Regions from separate parts of the Homo sapiens genome. Here region 2 is linked to region 1. Evidence: chromatin loops called from intact Hi-C (ENCODE). Cell type or tissue: sigmoid colon. All regions are shown on one strand.

The links. A loop is a pair of places that touch in the nucleus more often than their neighbours do. Peaks named below come from ENCODE experiments on the same cell type or tissue, not always from the same donor. Only the 100,000 strongest peaks of a DNase experiment are listed, where the experiment ranks them.
Region 2: a loop joins it to region 1, with 2.0 times the contacts of the local background. A loop is called at or near these places in 14 of 110 quality-filtered maps.

Annotation. Positions count from the first base shown.
Region 1 is chr12:111,662,371-111,667,370 of GRCh38, reverse strand. It overlaps BRAP (BRCA1 associated protein), which reads left to right. Exons shown (of 12, transcript NM_006768.5): 6 at 1,584-1,732. It also overlaps the pseudogene PCNPP1. Among named protein-coding and RNA genes, the nearest start is that of BRAP, 21 kb to the left of the region's middle. In sigmoid colon, no CTCF peak of the experiment used is centred here; no DNase peak of the experiment used is centred here; H3K27ac peaks cover 260 bases.
Region 2 is chr12:111,542,766-111,547,765 of GRCh38, reverse strand. The region is part of intron 5 of ATXN2 (ataxin 2); the gene reads left to right. Among named protein-coding and RNA genes, the nearest start is that of ATXN2, 54 kb to the left of the region's middle. In sigmoid colon, no CTCF peak of the experiment used is centred here; no DNase peak of the experiment used is centred here.

The sequences.
Region 1 (5,000 bases):
GACAAAAGAAGCATACAGTATAAACATTTCCTTGAAAACTCCTACAATATTATATTTGGAGGCAGCTTCAGACTGTTTTATTGGTGGTAACTGCTCGCTGAGCTCTTTTAGTTGGTAATAACTCCAGAGAAGCATCCTGTGTATATTCCTAACACTTGTTCACTAGCATTTAAGTTTAGAATGAGCCCCAAGTAAAACAATGGAAATGTATATAGAACTCTTAGTTCTTACATGATTTAATTATATCAAAATACATGAATTTAACTTACTTTAATGTAGGCAAACTATCAATTTTTGTCCATTTTCCTGTTTGTTAACATACCTCTCCTAGATATTCTTTTCTTGACCCAAATGAAATATTAACCTAAGGTCAAGCTGGGAGAGAGAAACAACTGAGATGAATGTCTTTACTAAAATACCGATAAATTTGTCAAACTCAAAAAAAAATTGACGTGATAAAATTGGGCATCCTTTGTGCTGGCTGCTGCACGAGGCCTCAGTTTTAGAGATTCCTTTCTTAAATGAACGTGGCTTCTTGAGAGATTTCCTGTAAGTATCTACTCTTCAGGGACTGTAGGTTAATGTGCTTTTTCTCTGTCCATAAGTGTGTGCTCCCTGACCTTTGCCTAAGTAATTCTTTCTCGTCTTCTGGCTGGAAGCGTCAAGTCAAGCACTGTCTTAGGAATGCCTTTCCTGACCATCTAGACTGTCATGCCCCCTAATTCACACCCTGTTGTGGCTTCCTGTACTGTTTGCTTTTTAATTTGATTTTTGTCTCTCCCTCCACTAGATTCTAAACTCTGTGGGGGCAGGAGCTGACTGTTTTTTGGACTTAACGTATCTGTTTTTGCTCACCACTGTTCCACACCTAGAACAGTGTCTGTCTGCTGCACATAGCAGGGGCTCAATCTCTATCTGTACAATGAGGGAATAAAGAAAAATCAGTGTTGTTGGTGCTGTCATCACTGAGTAGAAAGTGTTAAGTTATAACTTACTCTATGGAAAAATCCTTCAGGTCCAGCTATTCTTTTGTTCCTTTGTGTTCTATTATAGTCGTAGACACTTAGAGCTTGAGCTAGGAGTCTGGTCACATTTGAGATTTATATGTTAAGGTTTTGACAGCAGTCTCCCTTCCTGGAATGTCAGTTCTGTAAGGGCAGAGATCTTTGTTTTGTTCACCGCTGTACTCCCAGTACCTGGCACAGTGCTGGAACACAGGAGGTACTCCATCCCTGTTTCTTGAATGAATGAATAAATGAATGAAAATATTACCAATTTAAATTACTTGCTTAGAGTAATGATATTGAGGATATCCTGCCAGGAGTCAAAAAAGCAACTAGAAAACTATTATTAAAAGAAGAAAGGCCTGGCACAGTGGCTCATGCCTGTAGTCCCAGCTACTGGGGAGCCTGAGGTGGGCAGATCTCTTGAGCCTGGGAGGTCAAGGCTGTAATGAGCCATGATTGCGCCACTGGGCTCCAGCGTGGGTGACAGAGAGCGAGACCCTGTCTCAGAAAAAAGAAGGAAAAATAAAGTATTGCTGGTAGATGAAGAGTGAGGCTTATGTGAGGTGTTTCCTGTAGGGCGCCAGCCTCCCAGTGATGGACCTGACTGAACTCCCCAAGTGCACGGTGTGTCTGGAGCGCATGGACGAGTCTGTGAATGGCATCCTCACAACGTTATGTAACCACAGCTTCCACAGCCAGTGTCTACAGCGCTGGGACGATACCACGTGAGTGCAGGGGCCGAACCCCTCTGTGTACAAGCCCATTGCAACCCTTCCAGAATTAAAAAGAGCCACCAGCAGAAATGAACCATTCCAAGTATTTGACTTTATTCAAGAGGTCCTTTTTCTCCTTCCCTTTCCTAAGTTCAGGGAATCGGCATTCTGAGACCAAGTCCTTTTTTAGTATGCTGATTCTGAACCCTTGTGGAATTCCCCAAAGCAGCATGAGTTGTTCTTTCCTTCCAAGAGCCAGAGAGTGAAAAAAAAAAGCAAAGCTTAGTTTGAGGCTCTCGTGCTGCAGTGAAATCTAGGTCTGGAATCTCATGTATCAGCTGCACTTGGTGTCTGCCATTCACTCTGGGCTTCTTATCAACTGGGCTACAGCAGCCTAATATTTTAGCTTTGCTGGGCTGTTGATGGCTTGGTGGCCAGTAGAAATAGCAGTTACTAAGTATGAGATCTACTCTACAGCCTCCTGATTCCCAACATACCAGGTCTTAGTCATAGGTGATGTTGCTACAGACAAAGAACAGGTAAGGCCTGTACCTTTTTTTTACCCCCTAAATCCAGGATGGTTGCTCCCTTTGCAGACTGCACTGTGGGACTTAACCAGAAAGGTGTATCAGATGCTGGCCTTCTGGATTTCCCAGTACAGAGGGGAACCCAGAAATGAAATCACACAAGTAAATAAATCACAGCCATAACCAGTGTTACAGAAGAGCAGTGTGCAGCATTGGGACTGAGAACTGGGGCCCTAATGAAGCCAGGACCACCTGAGAAGTGGCATCTCCAGGAGGGTAATTAGGAGTTAAGCCGGGTAAAGAGCAGAACCCAGAGAAGGCAGTGGGGGAAGGGGAAGATCATGTTCCCAAGCACAGAAGTGAGGAGGGGTGAAAGTCTACAGGAATCTCTGTCCACCCACAAGTGGCCTGGTGGCCGGAAGAAGAATATCAGCTTCACAGAGCGGGGGCCATGCCTGGCTTGCTCACTGCTGTGTCTCTCACACCTGGTGGGGGACGTGGCACACAGTGGTAGACACTGAGGAGCACATAAATAAACTGGGTCTCTGCAGCTTATCACTGCCCTGCTTATTTAGCTGGACAGGAGTCTTGCTCCAATTCCGTGGAGTCCTCAGTCAATTCTTAGGTATCATTTGGGAGTTTTCCAAGGAATTGTCCAGTTGCCTTGAACAAAGCCATACTGAGATATGTGCATTCCTTAAAGTGTTTACCTGTATCTTCAGTCCATCTGCTATACCAGTTAAGTTCTAGGCAATTCTTTGTTCCCCGCCACTCCAGTTTTACTTTTTTTTTGAGACAGGGTCTTGCTCTGTCACCCGTGTTGGAGTGCAGTGGTATGATCACAGCTCACTGCCTCCTCAAACTCCTGGGCTCAAGTGATCCTCTCGCCTCAGCTTCCCAAGTAGCTGGGACTACAGGTGTGCACCATCTCACCCAGCTAATTGTTTTTTTTGTTTGTTTTGTAGAGATGGGGTCTCGCTATGTTGTCTAGGCTGGTCTTGAACTCCTGAGCTGAAGCAGTGTTCCTGCCTTGGCCTCGCAAAGTGCTGGGATTGTAGGCATGAGCCACGATACCCATCCCCAGTATTCCTTTTGATATAAATTAACTGTTACAGAACCATAGCATTTTAAAGTTGGAAGTTTCCTCAGGGACCATTTTTTCCAACAACCTCATTTTATACAGGAGGAGGACACAGGCCCAAAGATAAGAATTTGCAAGCTCAAAGTGTCATGGCCAGAGAATGCCAGAACTGGGACTAGAATTCAACCTGTCATATGGGATGTAAGACATGCCATTTGCCCTCAGAATCATGCAGTTCATTTAATGAGTTTTGAGCCTTGGTACATGCATAGAACTGTGAGAGATGCTGAGACAGAGGAAGCAAATTCAGGTCCTCTTTGGGGTGGTTTGGTCTAAGAGAGTTTACACTTGGACATAAACACATGTGGTTCAGGGTGGAGATTGGAAGAGAGAATGATGGCATCCCCAACCAGGGGTACTCAGGAAGGGCTGCAGTAGGAGGCAGTGTTGGTCTTTTTGATAGAGATGTCAGAGAAGGCTTTGGGAAGAGCTCCCAAAGATCTCATCAGGAAAATAGGATAAAATAATTTTTTGCAGAGAAAGGCAGGAAGAATTTAATAAACTGTTAATTATTATTATTATTATTTTTTGAGATGGAGTCTCACTCTGTCACCCAGGCTGGAGTGCAGTAGCGTGATCTCGGCTCACTGCAACTTCCACCTCCCGGGTTCAAGCAGTCCTCGTGCCTCAGCCTCCCGAGTAGCTGGGACTACAGGCATGTACCACCACACCTGGCTAGTTTTATATTTTTAGTAGAGATGGGGTTTTGCCATGTTGGCCCAGCTGGTCTCGAACTGCTGACCTCAGGTGATCCACTCACCTCAGCCTCCCAGAGTGCTGGGATTATGGGCGTCAGCCACTGTGCCTGGCCGATAAACTGTTGATTATTTTTTAGTAGACAGATGAGGTAGTATATCATAGAATGCTAATTGTTTGTTTACAAGTTTATTCTTGTAATTTTTTTTTCTTTTCAAGATCAAATTTACATTTCAGAAAGATCGTTTTGATCATTTGGGCATAGTGTAGAGAATTAGATTTCAGAACCAGTTCTGAAATCTAATTCTGTTGTTTTTAGTTTTTTGTTTTTTTTTTTTTTTAGAAGGGCTTTTGCCACATTGGCCAGGGTAGACTTGGCTTCAAGCCATCCTCCTGCCTCGGCCTCTCAAAGTGCTGGGATTACAGATGTGAGCTACTGCACCTGGCCTGTTTTCTTATTCAACCACTTTCACAGCCACCACACAGACCGAAGGGATGAGACAAAGCCAATTTCTACTTTCTGCATTCTGCTTTCTGGCTACCATTTCTGTTCTTTCTTTGAGTTTGTCTTCTGTCTTCTCTTTTGATGCTAAAGGAAGAAGTGGACTAGATCCTTTCCTTTCTCTTACACAGATAGAGCTGTGTCATCTGTGACACAGTGTTCTTCCTGTTTATTCCATTTTCTTGGTTTTATTTACTTAGTTGGGTAACTGTTACTAGTTATAGCTTTTTTTTTTAGACGGAGTTTCGCTCTTGTTGCCCAGGCTGGAGTGCAATGGCGCAATCTCAGCTCACCACAACCTCTGCCTCCTGGGTTCAAGCGATTCTCCTGCCTCAGCCTCCCAAGTAGCTAGGATTACAGGCATGTGCTACCATGCCCTGCTAATTTTGTATTTTTAGTAGAGACAGGGTTTCT
Region 2 (5,000 bases), 120 kb after region 1:
TATTTTTGGGGAAACCTTTTTTTTCTTTTTTGTTTTCCTTGGGACGGAGTTTTGCTCTTGTCGCCCAGGCTGGAGTGCAATGGTGCAATCTTCGCTCACTGCAACCTCCGCCTTCTGGGTTCAAGCGATTCTCCTATCTCAGCCTCCCGAGTAGCTGGGATTACAGGCATGTGCCACCATGCCCGGCTAACTTTGTATTTTTAGTAGAGACTGGGTTTCTCCACGTTGGTCAGGCTGGTCTTGAACTCCTGACCTCAGGTGATCCACCTGCCTAGGCCTCCCAAAGTGCTGGGATCACAAGCGTGAGCCACCGCGCCCAGCCAGGGAAACCTTTATTTTGAGGCGGAGTCTCGCTCTGTCACCCAGGCTGGAGTGCAGTGGCGTGATCTCAGCTCACTGCAACCTCTGCTTCCTAGGTTCAAGCAATTCTTCTGCCTAAGCCTCCCGAGGAGCTGGGATTATAGGCGTCTGCCACCATGCCCAGCTAATTTTTATATTTTTAGTAGAGACGGGGTTTCACCATATTGGCCAGGCTCTTCTCAAATTCCTGACCTCATGATCCACCCACCTTGGCCTCCCAAAGTGCTAGGATTACAGGCGTGAGCCACCACACTCGGCTGCTGGGGAAACCTTTTAACATGAGTAAGGTCAGTGTGACTTTTAAGTTCTTGATGCTAACATCATTGATTTCAATAAAGTTTAAAAGTTATATTCATGCATATATGCAAATGAATAAAAGGCTTTGAAATAGTGACTTCTTACGGTACAGTGAATAAGTTTCCTTTGGTCTCTTGAATGTTATACATGTTCCAGTTTGATTTACTGAGAAACTGAAAGTACCTTTACGTCATATGAGCTGTGAGTCACCTTGGCACATTCATAATTAGAAGAGACCATCAGATTATCATTGGAAAATCAGTTTGTATTTATCCTTTATTTGAATTCCAGTGCAGACAGATCTGAGGTTCTCTTCATTTTGCTAAAACTTCTTAGGGCCTTCAGTCGCTTTTGGCTCTGTATTCGTGTATCTTTGGAATTGTCCTGTTATCTCTGCTTGTTTTTTACTTGATTTTCCATCCATTTCCAGTATTCCTTTCTCCTCTATTTTTTTCCTTCATTTTCTTTCTGCTCTTCCTGTTGCGCCATTATTCATGTTTTCCTCTTTACTCCAACTCAACTATGGCTTTACTTCTGTTTCCTTATTCCATTGTTCCTCATACTTTTTCCTACTGCTTCATTTTCTTTGCAGTATTCTCAGCCTAGATGATAGGGGTCAGCAAATCTGCTCATCAGTAAATAAATTTTATTGTAGCATAGCTATGCCCATGCGTTTGTGCATTGTCTATGGCTGTTTTGATGGCTGTAGCCATAGAGTTGAGTAGTTGTAGCTGACTGTAGGACTTGCAAAGCCAGAAAATTTGACTGTCTCTTTACAGAAAAGTTTGCCAGCTCTTGGCCTAAATCATATTTTCCGCTGCATTTAGGGCTTTTTAGGACTGATCAAAAATACATGCTATACTGGCTTTGGTGAAGTAACAGAATGTGCTCTGTCCTTTAAACTTACAACTAATTGCATGCTTTGATTCTAATACTGTATAATATCCTGCGATTCTTATTCATGACCATTCTAATTGGATTTAGTCTGAAGAATTACTTTTGCTTAACAGATTCTTTGTCACATTTAGTGAAAAATCATAAAAGGGGAAGGTTGGTTAATGGAAAAGATCTCCATCAACTAACCACTACCTTCCTTATCTACAAATTTATCTTCTTCCTCCGTGCCATCTTTTTTTTTTTTTTTTTCAGATGATCTTGCTCTGTTGCCCAGGCTGGAGTGCAGTGATGCAATCACAGCTCACTGCAGCCTCGACTTCCCAGGCTCAGGTGATCCTCTCACCTCAACCTCCTACATAACTGGGACTGTATGTGCACATCACTATGCCTGACTAATTTTTTATATTTATATTTTTTGTAGAGATGGGGTTTCCCTGTATTGCACAGGCTGGTCTCAAACTGCTGGGCCTAAGAGTCTTCCCACCTTGGCCTCCCAAAGTCCTGGGATTACATGAGTCACCGCACCCGGCCTCATTATTATTTTTCCTCTGGTTTTAGTAGAGAGGATTTTTAAGCCAACTTCAATCATGCCCTTGACTCTCTCCCTTCTACTTACCTCCTTGTTCTCTTTTTCTTTTTCTTTTTTTTTAGATGGAGTCTCGGTCTGTCACCCAGGCTGAAGTGCAGTGGCGTGATTTCAGCTCACTGCAGCCTCAGCCTCCTGAGTAGCTGGGGCTATAGGTGCCTGCCACCACGCCCGGCTAATTTTTGTATTTTTAGTAGAGATGGGGTTTCACCATGTTGGCCAGGCTGGTCTCGAACTCCTGACCTCAAGTGATCACCTGCCTCAGCCTCCCAAAGTGCTGGGATTACAGGCGTGAGCCACCACGCCTGGCCATCTTTTTTTTTCTCCTTGCTCTTTTATACCACTTCTCTGTTTCTGGGCTCTTCAACATCTGCCTTTCTAGTTAATCTTTCCCTTTAGCATGAAAACCTATTCACTTCCTGCTCATCCTAAAAAGGATTCTTTTTTGTTTTGTTTTGTTTTTGTTTTTGAGACAGAGTCTCGCTCTTGCCCAGGCTGGAGTGCAGTGGCACTATCTTGGCTCACTGCAAGCTCCGCCTCCCGGGTTCACGCCATTCTCCTGCCTCAGCCTCCCGAGTAGCTGGGACTACAGGCACCTGCCACCACGCCCAGCTAAATTTTTGTATTTTTAGTAGAGATGGGGTTTCACCGTGTTAGCTAGGATGGTCTCGATCTCCTGACCTTGTGATCCATCTGCCTCGGCCTCCCAAAGTGCTGGGATTACAGGCATGAGCCACCGCACTGGGCCCAAAAGGATTCTTTTTAATCCTGAATTCTTCTAGCCATTATCCTGCCTAAGGCTACGATTAACCTCTAACTGCCAGGTCCTTTGGAATCTTTTTCTGTCTTTATTGCTGCACTTGAATGTTGGTTTCACCCTCCTTCAGAATTTCCTCTTCTGTATTTTTTATGTTTATTGATCATTCCTTCCCTGCCTCATTCCTGGGCTTCTTTTCCTTCACACACCCCTTAGATGTGTGTCCCCAGTGTTTGTTTCTTTGCCTGCTGCTCTTGCCACATGACACACACTGCCAGCTACCACACACAAGTTCCCTCCTATCATGTGTGTATCATTGCCCTTATACCATGTTGTATTAAAATTATATGCTTGTCTCCCCTGTTACAGTTTGAGCTCTTTGTGCTCCAAGTAAAGACAGTGATACTGTCTTTATTATTTATTCTCATGGTCTAGTATAGTGCTTTGGCACATAGTACAGGCTCAATATAAATGTGTTTGAATAAATGAAATTCAGTGCCTTAATACACTTTTGTAGAAGCATTATTTTATGGAAAGAATGAAAAAGCTGTAAGTGGTCTTACATATATAGTCATCCAGCAGATACTTAGAGAGCTCTGGGATGTGTTCCTTGCTGTGCTTGTTGCTATGGACAGTACGGAGAAATACAAGAATCTATTTTGGGTCCCTTTTGAGAACCTAGTGAAACTGTGTACCTAGTGAAACTGTATACCCTCACCCTAGAAAAATTTACACACATGTAGATTTTACATGTAATTCTTTTAAAAATTAATTTTTTTTCTTTTTTTTAAAGAAACAGGGTCATGCTCTGTCACTCAGGCTGGAATGCAGTGGTGTGATCATGGCTTACTGTAGCCTCGACCTCCTGGCTCAAGCGACTCTCCCACCTCAGCCTCCCAAGTAGCTGGGGCTACAGGTGCACGCCGCTATGCCCGGCTAATTTTTAAAAATATTTTATAGACACTGGTTCTCACTATGTTTCCCAGGCTGGCCTTTACCTCCTGGGTTCAAGCAATCCTCTACCTTGGCCTTCAAAAGTGATGGGATTATAGGTGCAAGCCACTGTGCCCACGCTAATGTAATTTCATGGTGTTCACAGTTTCTTCAGGGAGTTCATATACGCCATGTACTCTATTCTAAGCATTTTTAGAGTTAGAGATAGCAAAGCACGTGAATAAATTCAAGAAAAATGGAATGTTGTACTGCATGACATTGAATATCAAATGGAGTCAGCGATGCAAATAATTGTCTAGATTTTACAAAAAAAATTAGCCTGGTGTGCTGGTGTGCGCCTCTAATCCCAGCTACTCGGGAGGCTGAGACAGGAGAATCATTTGAACCCAGAAGGTGGAGGTTGCAATGAGCTGAGATCGTACCACTGCACTCCAGCCTGAGTGACAGAGCGAGACTCCATCTCAAAAATAAAAAATAAAAGAATTGTGTAGATTTTAGTAGTTGGAAGAAGTTGGAGTGTTAATGTGTAATTAGAGAACAGTGAGAAATAAAATTCTACAGATTGTTTTATTCTGGTGTGCTGTTGTGTTCTCATATGGTTGTCTTTTTGGTCTTGATAGTGTATCAGTAACAGAGTACGAGTAACAAACAGGGATCTCTTCTGAACGGCGTGACATTAGAAAAGCTGTTTACGGCCTCAACTTTGCTGTGGTTTATTAAGACACAGATATGTGTTCATTCTGGGGCCAAGCAGTAACTGGAGAGTGGCACTTATTGAGGCCAGTATGGAGGCAGTACAGAGATTATTGAGATTAAAAGAAAGAAACAGGTGGAACGGATCTATGTAATGGAAAGCTAAACAGAATAGTTCGTGGTACACAGTAGAAAAGCATTACATGTTTATTAAGATATGGTCATCTTCCATTTATTAAAGTTACATGTTTTATAATTTTTAGAGTATATAGAAATTCTCTACCCTATCATGTTTGCCAAAGTCAGAACAATAACTTCATTTATTAAATATAAAAAAAATAAAAACCTCTAGCATAAAATAGAATTTTATTTGGACAAACGATAAAAAAATACTGTGTGGTACTAGTAAGAGTAAGGTTGATTCAAGATACATGGGAGCAGAATCCAAAGTGTAGA